3 separate regions of the Homo sapiens genome follow, and all the other regions are linked to region 2. A link is an interaction called in ENCODE POLR2A ChIA-PET data of the cell type or tissue named here. Cell type or tissue: PC-9. All regions are shown on one strand. Region 1 overlaps MORN1 (MORN repeat containing 1). Region 2 has its middle 5.3 kb from the start of FAAP20. Region 3 overlaps MORN1 (MORN repeat containing 1).

Evidence for each region. ChIA-PET counts read pairs that join two places held together with the same protein. Peaks named below come from ENCODE experiments on the same cell type or tissue, not always from the same donor. Only the 100,000 strongest peaks of a DNase experiment are listed, where the experiment ranks them.
Region 1: POLR2A ChIA-PET joins it to region 2 with 15 read pairs; 29 of 35 experiments call an interaction of 5 or more read pairs at or near these places.
Region 3: POLR2A ChIA-PET joins it to region 2 with 12 read pairs; 32 of 35 experiments call an interaction of 5 or more read pairs at or near these places.

The regions. Positions count from the first base shown.
Region 1 is chr1:2,369,020-2,374,019 of GRCh38, reverse strand. It overlaps MORN1 (MORN repeat containing 1), which reads left to right. Exons shown (of 14, transcript NM_024848.3): 8 at 1,429-1,539. Among named protein-coding and RNA genes, the nearest start is that of MORN1, 20 kb to the left of the region's middle. In PC-9, no CTCF peak of the experiment used is centred here; no DNase peak of the experiment used is centred here.
Region 2 is chr1:2,197,556-2,202,555 of GRCh38, reverse strand. It overlaps a transcript of FAAP20 not described here. Among named protein-coding and RNA genes, the nearest start is that of FAAP20, 5.3 kb to the right of the region's middle. RefSeq lists an enhancer at 2,931-3,528. In PC-9, no CTCF peak of the experiment used is centred here; a DNase peak (open chromatin) is centred at 3,075; H3K4me3 peaks cover 986 bases.
Region 3 is chr1:2,379,186-2,384,185 of GRCh38, reverse strand. All of the region lies in intron 6 of MORN1 (MORN repeat containing 1), which reads left to right. Among named protein-coding and RNA genes, the nearest start is that of MORN1, 9.9 kb to the left of the region's middle. In PC-9, CTCF peaks have their summits at 1,144, 1,344, 2,047 and 2,248 (motif pointing right); a DNase peak (open chromatin) is centred at 2,246.

The DNA of each region.
Region 1 (5,000 bases), 170 kb before region 2:
TGCCACCCCAGGGGTCAGTCTAGCCAGGGACACAACACTCATCCAAACCTCGGGGCCAAGTTCACGACACAGGTGCAGGTGCCGCCAGCACCGACTCTGGCCCTGCGCCGGGGCACCTGCAAGGTCTCAGCCCAGGCAGCCCCACACATACCTCCTGGGTTGGAGGACCTTGGGGGACCAAGACCTGTTAGCTGGGAGAGGTCACAGGGGTGACGGGTGACAGTAACTGCTGCCCTCAGCACAGACCCGCTGGCCCCGGGCTCCTCGTGGAGGCTGAGATCTTCGGGAAGGCAGGAGTGGCCAGGTGCCTGGGGAGCACTGAGAGGTGGGTCCCAGCACCCGCACGCACACAGTGCACCCTGCAGGGGATCCTGGGATGGAGGCCGAGCCTGGGTCCCGGCCCAGGTGCTTCTCCCTCAGGTGGAGTCTCCGTGAGGGGCCCCTGGATCCTCAGCAGAGCCCTCCAGGAGTGTCTTGGTGACCTCACCTCAAGGGAAAGAATCCAGATCCCAGCCCCTCCTCCCAAAAAAGTCTCTTGGCCCTTGTTGAAATTTCTAGGTGGGAAAAACGGGGCAAGAGGTGCAGGACGCAGTCTGGCTTCACCCCGAGGAGGGTCTCCCTCCGAGCCAAGGTGGGCTCTGGCTTTGCCCCCAGAACACAGCAGGAGCTCCCACAGGGGCCAGAGCTTCAGGCCCTTCCCCAGCCCCACCATTACCATGAAGTCCGGGGCACCCGCCACCCTGTGCACCCGGCATCGCCTGTGCTGCCTTTTGAGGCAGCCTCAGATCCCAGGTGTTCTCTCAGCATCTGCTTTTAAAGCCCCTCCATTGTGCTTTGCTGGAGGCCAATCCATAGGGGAGAGTCAGGGATGGCAGGTGGGGGCAGGGGCGGTGGGCAGCAGGATGCGGTGTGACGACACCACCCACAGCGATGCCCTGCAGGCCCCGGTGGAGCAGGGGCGGCCCTGGCTGCCAGGAGGCACTGGCCAGCCGGTGGACCCACCCTTGCCAGGCCTTGCCCTAGTCCCAGGTCCAGCACCTCAGGGTGCTGACTCAGATGCAGGGAATGCAGGGCCTAAATCCCGACCAGCGGGAAGACGTGCGGGAACATTCCACGGGCAGGAAAACCCAACAGCCCCACACCGCCCACTTGTGTCTCTTGCATGCTCCGTGGCCCCGGTGGTCCACTTGGTTCGATTCCACAGTGCTCCAGGCCAGCAGAGCCGAGCCTCACGGTCTGAGTGTGGACGACTGCCCAGGTCGCTGCTCTGCAAGGTGGTTTGCGGAGGGTCGGCCCCCGCATGTGCTTGTGTTCCAGCTGCCACACTGGGCTCTGGTCGGTTCCTGGGGTGCCCACTGCTGACTCAGCCATGGGGTGGGTGGGGGACCATGCCAGTCACCGCTAAAGCCACACTCTGTCCTCTCCCAGAACAAGCTACGAGGATCGTGATCTTGGGTCCGGAGGTGATGGAAGTGGCCCAAGGGTCTCCCTTCTCGGTGAACGTTCAGCTGCTGCAGGACCACGGGGAAATTGCCAAGAGTAAGCATCTCCAGGGGGAGATGACCTAACGTTTCCAAAAGAGAAACAGGCAGCAGGTTCTTAAGCAGTGAAGATGCGGACGAGATGTTGCATGTGGCTCCTGAGGCACAGCAGTGACTTCGTGCCCAGAGCCTGGCAGAGAGGTCGCAGGTGTGCCAGCTTCCCTGCCAGTCAGGGCAGCCTTGGGTGTGTGTGCAAGCATGTGTGCACATATTGTGTGATGTGCGTGCTCCTGTATGTGTGTGCATATGTGTGTATGCCTTGCACAGGTGTGCACAGGTCTGAATGTGTATACGTGTGGGGGGGCACGCGTGCACGTGTGTCAGAGTGTCCTTCCTTTTTAGGAGGAACAGTCTTCCATTCTAGTGAGGGGCTACTTTCTGCTTCCCCACTCATCCGCTGCTGGCCATCGCAGTTGTTTGTACCTTGGGCTGTTATGAATAGTGCTGCTGTGGACATGTGTATACAAGTTTTTGTGTGAATGTGTTTTCATTTCTCATGGGTATGCACCTATGAATGGAATTGCTGGATCACATGGTAGATTTATGTTTGAACTTTTTTTTTTTTTTTTTGAGATGGAGTTTCACTCTTGCTGTCCAGGCTGGAGTGCAGTGGTGCAATGTCGGCTCTCCGCAACCTCCGCCTCCCGCGTTCAAGTGATTCTGCCTTGGCCTCCTGAGTAGCTGGGATTACAGGCATGTGCCATCATGCCCCACTAATTTTGTATTTTGAGTAGAGATGGGGTTTCGCCATGTTGGTCAGGCTGGTCTCGAACTCCCGACCTCAGGTGATCAGCCCGCCCCAGCCTCCCAAAGTGCTGGGATTACAGGCGTGAGCCACCGCGCCTGGCCTAAACTTTTAAAGAAACTGCTAAACTGTTTTTCCAAAATTGCTGCAGCATTTTACAGTCCCACCAGTAATGCATGAAGGTTCAGATTTCTCTGCGTCTTCCCAACACTTGGAATTGTGTCTTTTTGTAATAGCTGCCCTGTGGGTGTGAAGTGATAGCTCCTCGTGATTTTGATTCGCATTTCCCTAACGAGTGATGACGATGAGTGGCTCTCGCTGTGTTGATTGGCTGTTTGTTTATCTTCTTTGGAGAAATGTCTATTCAAATATTGTACCCATTTTTTAAAAATTAGACTATCAGTCAGGCACAGTGGCTCACACCTAAAATCCCAGCACTTCGGGAGGCTGAGGTGCGAGGATCACTAGAGCCCAGGAGATCTTTCTTCTTGGTGTTGTTGTTGTTGTGGTTGTTGTTGTTGTTTGGAGACAGAGTCTCGCTGTGTCACCCGGGCTGGAGTGCGGTGGCACGATCTCGGCTCACTGCAAGCTCCGCCTCCCAGGTTCAAGCGATTCTTCTGCCTCAGCCTCCCGAGTAGCTGGGACTACAGGCGCCCACCACCACGCCCAGCTAATTTCTTGTATTTTTTTTTAGTAGAGACGGGGTTTCACCGTGTTGGCCAGGATGGTCTCGATCTCCTGACCTCGTGATCCACCCGCCTTGGCCTCCCAAAGTGCTGGGATTACAGACGTGAGCCACCGTGCCCGGCCAAGTCCAGGAGATCAAGACCAGCCTGGGCAATATAGTGAGACCCCATCCCTAAAAAAAAAAACCAAAATTGTTTTTAATTAGCTGGTCATGGTAGTGCATGCGTGTGGTCCCAGCTACTCGGAAGGCTGAAATTGGGAGAGTCCCTTGAGCCCAGCAGGTTGAGGCTACAGTGAGCCCCGTGACTGCACCACTACACTCTAGCCTGGGTGACAGAGGGAGACCCTGTCTCATTTAAAAAAAAAAAAAAAGAAGAAAAAAAAATGAAAAAAAGGTTGTCTTCTTATTTTTAGCTATAGAGTTCTTTACCTATTGCGGATATAAGTCCTTTATCAGATATGTCTTTGCAAATGCTTTCCGTCCACCTACGGCTCATCTTTTCATTTGCCTAATGCTATCTTTGGAACAGCAAAAGTTTTTCATTTTGCTGAAGTCCAGTTTGTCCATTTTTTCTTTTATGGAGCATAGTTTTGGTACCGTATTTAAGAATTCTTTGCCTAACCCAAGTTTCACAAAGATTTTCTCGTATCCCTCCAGAACTCTTATAGTTCTAGCTCTTACATTTAGGCCTGGGATCCAGTGTGAGTTATTTTTTATGGAAAAGATAAAGTTCTAAATTCATCTTTTCTTCATGGGGATGTTCAATCATCCCAGCATCATTTGTTGAGAACACCGTCCTTTTGCCGTTGAGTTGCCCTGGCACCTTGGTTGAAAATCAGTCAGCCCTAAGAGTCAGGGTTGATGCCTGGACCCCCCGTCTGCTCCACTGATCTGTCTATCCTGATTTATCCTCAGTCTATGCCAGGGCCACGCTATCTGGATTCTTGTTGCTTTTAGCACGTTTTCCAATTGGAGAGTCCTCCAGTTTTGTTTTTCCTTTTCAAAATGATCTTGACTCTGCTGGGACCTTTACATTTCTGTATAAAATTTTAAGATCAGTTTGCCAACTTCTGCAACAACAACAAAAGAAGGCTGCTGGAATGTTGATGGAGGTGCGTTGAACCCCTCTGGAGAGAATGTCCAGATGAAATCTTACCAACACTGAGGCCTCCATCTCATGAACACAGAAGCATCTCTCCATTTAGGTAGAGTTCTTACTTTATCACCAGCGTCTTGTTCCTTTCAGCACACATCTTGCACTTCTTTGTGAAAGCTATTAATACATAATAATGTTATTTATTAGATATTGAATTATAATTATTTTATTAATTATTTCTAAATGCTGATAAATTTGTTTATTCTTTTTATGCCATCATGAGTAGAATTTTCTTAACTTCATTTCAGAGGTTGCCGTAGACTACAATTGATTTTTACATATTGACCTCATTTCCTTTGACTTGCTTTACTCATTTATTAGTTCTACTAGTTTCTTAGAGGATTCCTTAAGATTTTCTCTATATACGATCATATTGTTTATAAATAAATACAGTTTTACTTCTTCCTTTTCAGTCTGAACATGAAAAGCTGCAAGGTTTTTACATTACCTCCAGCAATGAAAGAGGGTTCCAATGGCTTTACACCCTCCTCAGTACTTGCTATTGTCTGTCTTCTTTTTTTTTTTTTTTTTTTTCTGAGACTGAGTTTTGCTCTGTCATCCAGGCTAGAGTGCAGTGGCTCAATCTCGGCTCACTGCAAGCTCCACCTCCTGGGTTCACACCATTCTCCTGCCTCAGCCTCCTGAGTAGCTGAGACTACAGGCGCCTGCCACCATGCCCGGCTAATTTTTTTGTATTTTTTTAGTACAGACAGGGTTTCACCCTGCTAGCCAGGATGATCTCAATCTCCTGACTTCTTGATCCACCACCCTCGGCCTCCCAAAGTGCTGGGATTACAGGCATCAGCCACTGCCCCCCGCCTTTTTTTTTTTTTGAGACTGGGTCTTGCTTTATTGTCCAGGCTGGAGTGC
Region 2 (5,000 bases):
GGAAGCATCAGTTGCAGTGAGCCGAGATCATGCCACTAGACTCCAGCTTGGGTAACAGAGGGAGACTCTGTCTCAATAAATAAATAAAATAAAAATAAAGAGGTGTTGAGGATTGCTTGAACCGAGGAGGTGGAGGTTGCAGTGAATCGAGATTTCGCCACTGCACTCCAGCCTGGGCAACAGTGCAAGACCCTGTCTCTAAAACAAAAACAGAAGTAGGGTTGTTGGCTGTCACTTAGCTGGGGCTCGTGGTGATGGGGTCCGGTGGCACATATGGAGGGCATAGCTGGAAGGAACAGAGGCCACCTCCTCCTCGGGTACCTGGTAGGGGAGAGCAGCCCTGGGCCAAGGCCACACGGTGCTGGGGTTTGCAGGACAGCCCGGAGTCTGCACAGGGGCCTCCTGGAGCCTGGTTCTCCAAACAGTCCCTGAGGGAGCACCCAGGGGAAAAGAGAAACAGAAAATCAGGCCCATTTTTGGGCCATAACTTTCAGGCCACTTTTTCTTTTTCTTCTTCTTCTTCTTTTTTTTTTTTTTTTGAGACAGAGTCTCGCTCTGTCGCCCAGGCTGGAGGGCAGTGGCACTATCTCGGCTCACTGCAAGCTCCGCCTCCCGGGTTCACGCCTTTCTCCTGCCTCAGCCTCCCAAGTAGCTGGGACTACAGGTGCCCACCAGCACGCCCAGCTAATTTTTTGTATTTTTAGTAGAAACAGGGTTTCACCGTGTTAGCCAAGATGGTCTCAAGCTCCTGACTTCGTGATCCGCCTGCCTTGGCCTCCCAAAGTGCTGGTATTACAGGCATGAGCCACCGCGCCCAGACTTTTTGTTTTTTTTGAGTTGGAGTTTTGCTCTGTCACCCAGGCTGGAGTGCAGTGGCACAATCTTGGCTCACTGCAACCTCCGCCTCCCAGGTTCAAGCAATTCTCCTGTCTCAGCCTCCCACATAACTGGGACTATGGGCGCACGGCACCACGCCCGGCTAAATTTTGTATTTTTAGTAGAGATGGGGTTTTACCATATTGGTCAGGCTGGTCTTGAACTTCTGGCCTCAGGTGATACACCCGCCTTGGCCTTCCAAAGTGCTGAGATTTGACAGGTGTGAGCCACCGTGCCCAGCCTCAGGTCCCTTTCTCTAAAAGTCAGCAATTCTACCAGATGAACAAAGAAGACCTAAGCCCCCGGCGGTGCCTTCTTGCTCCCTGCCCACGGGTGTCCCAGTCCTTCCAGGCTGTGCCTTCGAGCCTACAGAGGTCGCTCACCGTGCGTGTCCCTGACCCTCTGGAGGATGCGCAGGGCCCAGGCCACCCACTGTCCTTATTTTCCAACACAGGGGCAGCGAGGGAGGCGTTGGATGGAGCCACCCCACGGCTCCTCTGTGAAGGTCTGCACGTCACTCAGAAAGTTGAAGCAAACCAAGCAGGGTTGGAGCCCACAGTTCACAGCCGGCTGCACAGGGGATGCACCAAGCACAGTTTCCTATGACAAGTGGAAACCTGTGCGCCACAGGTGAGCTGGGTCCTGGAAGGTGCAGGGACCAGGCAGCATCTCATCTCAGGACATCAAGGGCTGTCCCCAGCCAGCAGATTTCCCATAAAAACGTGCTGAACTGGGGACAAAGCTGATTCTACAGAGCCGAGAAGCCAGACCTTCCCTGGGGACTCCCGAGGGGGTCCCAGCCACCCTCTCCACCTGCAGAGGTTTCCTGGCCCACTTGGAGGACCTTGGGGGATCCTCCAAGGGCCCCCTTCCAGCTCTTGGCCCATGGGGGAGCCTCTTCCTCAGCTCCGGGTGTGGTGGACAGGAGACCGAGGGCTCCCCGCACCCAGCTGGGCTCAGCGTTTTCAAGCTGAACTTGGTGCGTGGCGGCTTGGAAAGCCGGGAGCCTGCTGCGTGTCTCCTGGGGCTGCTGTGAAAAAATGACCACACACTGGGAGCCTAAAACGAGTGACATGTATATTCTCACAGTTCAGGCAGCTGGTGTCCAAAATCAGTGGTTGGGAGGGTGGAGCTCCGCCTAAAGGCTCTGGGTGGCTGCTGCCTGCCCCTTCCAGCCCCGGGCCCCCGGCATTCCCTGGCGTGCAGCTGCTCCACCCCCAACCCCAAAGCCTCCTTCCTGTGTCTCTGTGTCCAAATTTTCCTTACCTTTTTTTTTTTTTTTTTGAGATAGAGTTTTGCTCTTGTCGCCCAGGCTGGAGTGCAACAGCACGATCTCGGCCTATCGCAACCTCCGCCTCCTGGGTTCAAGCGATTCTCCTGCCTCAGCCTCCTAAGTAGCTGGGATTACAGGTGCCCACCACCACACCCAGCTAATTTTGTATCTTTAGTAGAGATGGGGTTTCACGATGTCTTTCAGGCTGGTCTCGAACTCCTGACCTCACATGATCCACCTGCCTCGGCCTCCCAAAGTGCTGAAATTACAGGCATGAGCCACAGCACCTGGCCAATTTTCCTTTTCTTTCTCTCTCTCTTTTTTTTTTGAGACGGAGTCTTGCTCTGTTGCCCAGGCTGGAGTAAAATGGCACAATCTTGGCTCACTGCAACCTCTGCCTTCTGGGTTCAAGCGATTCTCCTGCCTCAGCCTCCCGAGTAGCTGAGACTACAGGCGCCCACCACCACACCCAGCTAATTTTTGTGTTTTTTAGTAGAGACGGGGTTTCACTATGTTGGCCAGGCTGGTCTAGAACTCCTGACCTCAAGTGATCTGCCCGCCTCGGCCTCCCAAAGTGCTGGGATTGCAGGCGTGAGACACTGCACCCGGACAATTTTCCTTTTCTTACAAGAACACTGCTCACACTGCATTCAGGGCCAACCCTAACCCAGTATCGCCTCATCCTGGTTTGATTATATCGGCACAGACCTTGCTTCCGAGCGAGGCCACTTTCTCAGGTACTGGTGGACATGAGTCTTCGGAGACGCTGCTCAACCCACAGTGCTCCTCCAGCTTGGTTTCTGTGACTTGCCTTCCCCAGAGGAGGGGTGCCCTGAGAGGTCTCCACTCCCTGACCGGCTCCTTGGTGCCGCGCACTCTGAGAGGCTTCCCAGGGAACAGAGCACACAGGACCGCCCTCCTGGGTAGACCAATCAGCATCTGAGCTCACAATTTCCCAGCAGGGCAGTGGGGTGGAGAGAGAAGCCTGGGCTGGGCTGGGCTGGGCTGGGCTGGGGAAGCTTCTCCGGGCGGGGGGACGTCAGAGCAGGATCTGGGGCTGATAAAAGCCCGCCCCTGGGTGGGGGCTGAGTGGTGCGGAAGCTGAGCCCGACACGTGGGGATGGAGGACAGGCTGTGGGAGGGTGTGAACCGGATACTGCTTGAAGGGGTGCTGGGGACTTTGAGAGAGGGCGGCTGGCCCTGTCTGGTCGGGGATGCTGGCCCAGACACAGGCCATGGCTGGGATGGGGTTCAGAAACAGGACCGCTGTCTCTCCCGGGCCAGGGCCCTCCCCAGCTGCTCCTGGCTTTCTGGTTCTTGGGGTCAGGGGCAGGCCTGTGCCATGACCCCGCCACTGAGGCTGTGAGGAGGCTGTCGGTGCCCAAGGGCACCAAGGCACACCCCTACTCTTGCACCCCATGTGTGGGCCCGAGCACCTGCTCTGCTGCCCCAAAGATCTGGCGATGTTTCCCAGGCAACTGTCTCTCACAGCCTGTCTGCCTGGCACTCCCGTATCCCATAAATGCCACCACATCTGGCTATGGGTGGGCGTGCCTGCCTGGCATCCACGGGCCAGCAGGTGTGGTGGAGCACAGCCCAGTTCCTGGCTGCGTCAGAAGGCTGCCCGGGCCTTTTGGCTGTCCTTGCCAGCAGGTGAGCACTGCCAGGGCACCGTGTGTGGGTGCTGGGCCATTTAGCCACATGGGAAGGGGTGGAGGCAGCCCAGTGCCTTCAGCATGTGCCCAGGGTGCCTGTCGGCCACAGGTCTCATTTGGAAATTGGGAGGGTGCACGGCCACCGGGCTGCTTAGGCCTGCCAGCCTCAGGGCCCGTCACCGCTGTCTTAGCCTGATTTGCAGGGTGTCAGCGCTGGGCAGAGATGAACATTTGGGTGACTCTGAGGATGCCAGTGGCTGGGACACTTGTTCTTCCGCGGTGGAAGGAGTTGGAGAGGCCTGGCTCCCTGACCTACGGCCAGCCTGGCTTCTGAAACCAGCTCAGTGGGCTGGGGCCTGATTCATCATCCATAAATGTGTCCTTTTTTGCCACAGAGGGTAAGGGGCCTCCTAGCCCACCGGTCTGCAGGTGCGGGAGTAGGAGATGGGTGGCTCTGATGCCCCCACCCACTCGATCACCTTCTGCTCTGCCTGGGATGCAAACTCCCACAGCTGAAACGTTCTTTTGTAAACATGAATTTTGGCTTAGAAAAAACTCATTTCCACTGTGCACGTGTCAGTCCCAACCAGAAATTATTTTCCAATAAAGCAAAACTCCGTCACCACAGCAGCAGATGGCTCCGAAGAAGTGGAGCGTTTTCATCAGGTTCAACTTTGAAACCTCCACCATCACCATCACCAGCACCGCTGTGTCATGCTGATAACTTGAGGACAGGCAGGACAAGGTATGTTTGTTGGAGGTGAACATGCTTCCTTGTCTTGAGAGTCTTGAGTGGCCGGTCCCCTTCCAGGCCCTCGGCTGGCAGGCAGCTGTCGGGAAGCTGTCAGGCGGGAGGGGATTGGGGGTCAGGCTTCCTGACAAGTGGAGGCACCCGCCACGTGCCCAGAGCAGAGGTCACCCCAGTGCCTTTCTCTGTGGACTTATCTCTGGCTGTAGGTCACAGGGGCCTGCCCCACTGCCCCCTCCCCAGTGGTGACATGGGAGGAGGGGAGATTAATCCAGAGCAGCAGATAAACTGGAGGGGAAGAGCCCCCAGGAGGACAACTGTGACACGTTGTGCTGCCTCTGCGTCCCCAAAGCACCAGGCCCAGAGGCCCTGCCTTCTGCCCCATGGCACTGGCCTGGGGCCCTGGCTCCTCTTCCCTGGTGGCCAAGGGTAAATGAGGCCCACTGGG
Region 3 (5,000 bases), 180 kb before region 2:
ACAGTCAGGAGGCAGAAGCAACACCGATCACTCCAATGGGGAAAAATGTAATGAAAAAATCACTAACAAGGACGACTCAGGAGACAGAAACCACACCCATCACTCCAATGGGAAAAACGTAATGAAAGAGTCACCAACAAGGACGAGGCAGCTAGCTACCAAAAAGGGCAGGAGAAGGAAGAGCAACGTCTCAGTGTCAGGAGGGGGCCCGGAGACAGACCCTCTGCGGTGGAGTCTGGGAGTGGTGTGGTTGCTGCTTGGGCTGGGCTGCAGGCCTGAGCTCCTGGCTGGTGGGAAGGGGAGGCTGCTGGTCCACAGTGTGGGGGTGCTTCACGGTTAACCAAGCCATCCCCCATGCTGGGCGTGAGGCACTAGCGGAATTGAGAGCCTCAGAAACCCAGGTGCTGCTGTGTGAGGCTGTCGCAGCCACGAAGATGACCATGACTGCAAGGGCTGTGAGGGGCCCCCTGAGCGTCCAGCAGCACTAACAGATAGGAACCACGCGTGCAGGTCTCTAAACGCAGCGCAGGTCACAGCCTGAGAATCAGGACTGCTGTGGCCGTGGAGAGGAGTCCCTCGTTCCTTAGAGCCTCGGGGCTGCTTTGATGAGAAACGCAACATTTAATTGTGTGGGTCGCAGAATTACAATGTCAGTTGAATTCCCTTCCTTGCCAAGATTCTCCTATGAAAGTTGGAGCAGTGGTTGGAGAGAATGGTCCCTGGAACTAGGAGGAACCCAGCACCCTCCTGAGACTCAGACCTCCACAGAGAGGGTGTGGCTGCCAGCCCAGGTGGTAGAGAGGTTTTCTAGGGTGCCAGGGGCCAAAGCTACTTCTCAGGAAACTCCCCCTGAGGTGCAGGAGACGCTTGCCAGAGACCAGACTCTGGGGTGTTCCACAGGCCACTGGCCCTGGCCATAGGAGTTAAAGTAGAAACACTACCTCCCACAGTCCCGCCTTGTTCTCTGTTGACAAAGCCTGGCATTGCACTTGTTGGCAAAGGAGAAACGTTGACAGGGTCCAGTTCCCGTCAGGCAAAAGTGGGCAAGGAAGGGGGGTGCTGGGAACTGAGAGGTGATGGGTTGGCAGTTGGCATGGGGCCACATGGGGATGGAGGAGTTGGGGGTGGGGATGGGAGACTCATCCTGGCTGGCACAGCTGCCCGCAGCAGGGCCTCAGAGGTGGTCAGATGTGGGGCCCCTGGAGGGGTGGTCAGGCGGGAGGTGCAGTGTGGCTCCCCTCCGCATGCATGTCCACCCTCCCTGCTCTTGAAACAGCATCCTGCTTGGGTAAAAGTGCCACCCATACCCACTCCGGGGTCTGCCAGCCCTGCTCAGGGCAGTTGACCATTGGCAGTGTCCTTGCTGGACCACGGGAGCCCATGTCAGCGTCGTTGCTGCCCCTGCTGGCCTGGGCTGGTGCTGCGGGTTCTCACCTGAGCCATATGCAGGAGATGCTGTAGCCTCTTCTCCCCTGGGGACTTGTGTCCATCCTACAGGACCAGACTTCACCACGTGCTGGGGCAGCCACTGCTCCCTTGTCTTCACTGTCCAGAGTGGCAGTGGGAGAGTGCGCCTAAGGGAGTCCCTGGGCAGAATTCTCTTCTGCCCGCCCCTTCCCACCCGAGCACACCCGGGCCCCCACCCCACTGCCACCATGACGATTCCCTCGCCTTGCAGGGCTAGGGCAAAGCTGGGGCCGGCGCTGGTGCACAGCTCTGGAGCTTGGGCTCGGGTGTGTGGTTTCACTTCCTGGGTGCCAGGCGCTGCTGTCAGCCTTTCGGTGCATTGGCTCATGATCCCCACCAGTCCGAGCAGGGCATAGGTGAGGAAGCTGAGGTGCTAGGATGGCAGGCTCCCTCACCAGGGCAACACAGCCCTGGGGGCCCCCAGCCACTCACCCAATCCTCATGTTCCCTGAGATTCAGGAGGACCTGGTCAGGGCCTGTCTCATGGCCCAGGGACACAGAGGTGCCGCCTGCTGCCAGACAGGGCCATCCCCTCCGGCCTGGGCCGGGCGAGAAGCAGCTCCTGTTCTTCCAGAGGACCATGGACAGCTTTGTCCTCCCCACCCCCACTCCCAGCCTAGCCCTGTCCCCAGAGGCTGTTCTGTCCCACAGGTCCCCTGGCTACTACCCAGGCGCCAACTCGGGTCCACACTGCTTGCTGGTCACCAGCGCCCTGGGCCAAGAGAGAGGACCAGGCAAGGGACGGCGCCCTCCCTCCTGGGCTGACAGCACCAGGGTGCTCAGCGCATCCACCAGGGGGCAGCCCAGCCCTGTCCCGGCACCACACTGGCCCGGGCCTTGCTGGAGGGAGGCAGCTCCTCCCCGGGAGCCCAGAGCTTATTCCCAAGCCATGAGTTTGGACGGGGGAGGATGGCCTGGGATGGCCACTGGGCCCAAGGGCTGGCTGGGTACTCCTGAGAGCCGGGCCCCCAAGCGGCCCCCCAGGCCTTTCTGCTTGGGATGGTTTCTCCCCTTGGTGGTAAAACCTTGAATTCTGCAGAGGGTTTTGCAGAGGATTTCTGCGAGAGTCTTGGTGCCAAACCCTTCGCGTGACCTACATTCCCTGGGGTTATAACATGACCTCCCCACTCCTCTGCCGTCCAGGCCCAGAGGACTGGGAGACCTGGGCAGGCCCTGGGACCGCCTGCCAACCGAGGCCCGCACACCCTCCCCAGGCAGGCCCGTGGCTTGAGCTCCCTGGGGACACTGCTGTGTGCTGGTGCTTGCTGCCCCACGGGGTGCTCTGGGCAGTGTCACTGGTGGCAGCAGTCCCCTGGCCTCGTCCACGCTGCTGACACCTGCAGGCACGGGCAGACCATGGCCAGTGAGCTGCCTGCTCCTCCAGCGCCTTCTCCAGGCATTCCTCCTGCCCAGACCGATGTAGACGCTGAGAAGGGCGCCCGAGGCCAAAAGGACAGGCTGGGCTCCCATCCCCTCAGGTCAGGACTGGGCCGGGGCCGCCTCCCACGCAGCACAGCCGTGGCTGCCAGACCACGCTTCAGAGGCAGGAGGTTTTCACATGGCTGTTTGTGCAAGAAGACATTACCAGGTCTGTCCCTTGGACTCTGGATAATGAGGAGAAGCGAGGCTCTCTTGGCTCAGCTGCTCAGTTCTCTGCTCTGCATCTTAGCGCTGGGCCCTCCGGTCACAGTGCCTCTCCTCCACCTTCAACCTGGAGAGAAAACGGCATCGACCCGGAGAGGCAGCAGCCGCCAGAGACGGGGGTCAGGCCGCACATCCCGAGAGCTGTCCAGAGTGAGGGGACAGCCGTTGCTTGTGGTGTCATTAGTCAAATATTTAGCCCGCTTTAAAAAACATTTTGTCGACCAGGCACAGTGGCTCACACCTGTACTCTCAGCACTTTGGGAGGCCGAGGTGGGAGGACTGCTTGAGCCCAGGAGTTCAAGACCAGCCTGGGCAACACAGGGAGACCCTGTCTCTACAAAAGAAGTTTTAAACAATACAAAATTAGCTAAGCATGGTGGTACACACCTGTGGCCCCAGCTCCTCAGGAGGCTGAGGAGGGAGGATCGCTTGAACCTGGGAGGCAGAGGTTGTAGTGAGCTGAGATCACGCCCACTGCACTCCAGCCTGGGTGACAGAGCAAGACCCTGTCTCAAAAAAATAAAAAACCAAAACACTAACCATTTTGTCATGGTAAAATCCATGTAACGTAAAACTTAGCATCTTAACTACTTTTTGTTTTGAAGAGGCGAGGTCTCACTGTGTTGCCCAGGCTAATCTCCAATTCCTGGGCCCCAAGTGCTTCTGCCTTGGCCCCCAAAGGGCTGGGATTTCAGGCGTGAGCCGCTGCGCTGGGCCGTGACCACTTTTAAGCGTGCAGTGGCGTGGCAGGAGGCACGGGCACATTTCGTGTAGCCACAACCACATCCACCTCCAGAACTTTGTCAGCTTCCCACCCGAACCTCTGTCCCCATCCAGCACGAACTCCCCACGCTCCAACCCCTGGCAGCCACTGTTCCACTGTGTGTTTGTAGACTCTGCTGATCTCAGGGCCTCCTGTGAGTGGTGTCCTTTCGTGCCAGGCTTGTTTCACCCGGCGCGGTGTCCCCAGAAGCCTCCATGCTGGAGCCTGTGCCAGCTCCTCCTTCCTTGCTAAGGCTGAGCCGGGCCCGCACCCCCCACCACCACCACCCCGTGTGGACAGACACGCTTCTCTGCCCATCTGTGGGTGGACTCTGGGGAGGCTTCCCCTCCTGGGTCCTGTGGGTGATGCTGCTGTGAATACGGCTGCACAGAGAACTCTTCAAGGCCCTGTGGGCCACAGCCCCAGAGGTGAGACTGCTGCATCGGATGGTGATTCTGTTTTTAATTTTTGAGGAACCGCCATGCTGTTCTCCACAGCGGCCTCACCCTTTTACCTTCCTGCCCACAGTGCACACAGTTCCAGTTCCTCCCCAGCCTCACCAACACTGGTTATTTTCTGTTATTTTTGTAAAAGGTTACCCTAATGAGTTTAGCCCTCTTAACAATAACCACAATTGAGATGCAAGCCCACCCACTGTCAGCCGTGGCCACCACTGCGCACCCGGTCTCCCCCTCTTTGACGCTTCTTGGCAGCTGTAGTCTCCCCCAGTCCTGGCCACCAGCTGCCCCCACCCGTGAGCACCTGCCCCTCACCATGTTTGGTGCTGCCAGGCTTTGTGGAGTGCCTTTGTGCACAGGAGTTTGGCCTTTTGACTTCTTCCCTGGGAGCTTAAACCATCGATCAGGGCCACGAGGTAGGCGCTGGGACCTTCTTGGACACTGAGTTGCCTCTTAGAACTGCCCTGCCCCTCCAGCCACACCCCAACCAGCGCCGGCTGTTCGTTTATTTTTAGAGATCATTTTATGTTCTGAAAAGACTAGAAAGTGGTAAGTCCTTTCTTCTCTCTCTCCTGGCCTTCACCTCTGCCCACCTCGGATCATGCCCTTGGCACCTCCTACATCAGCTCTGATCCACCCATCTATAGTAGGAGAAACTCAAGGAGACA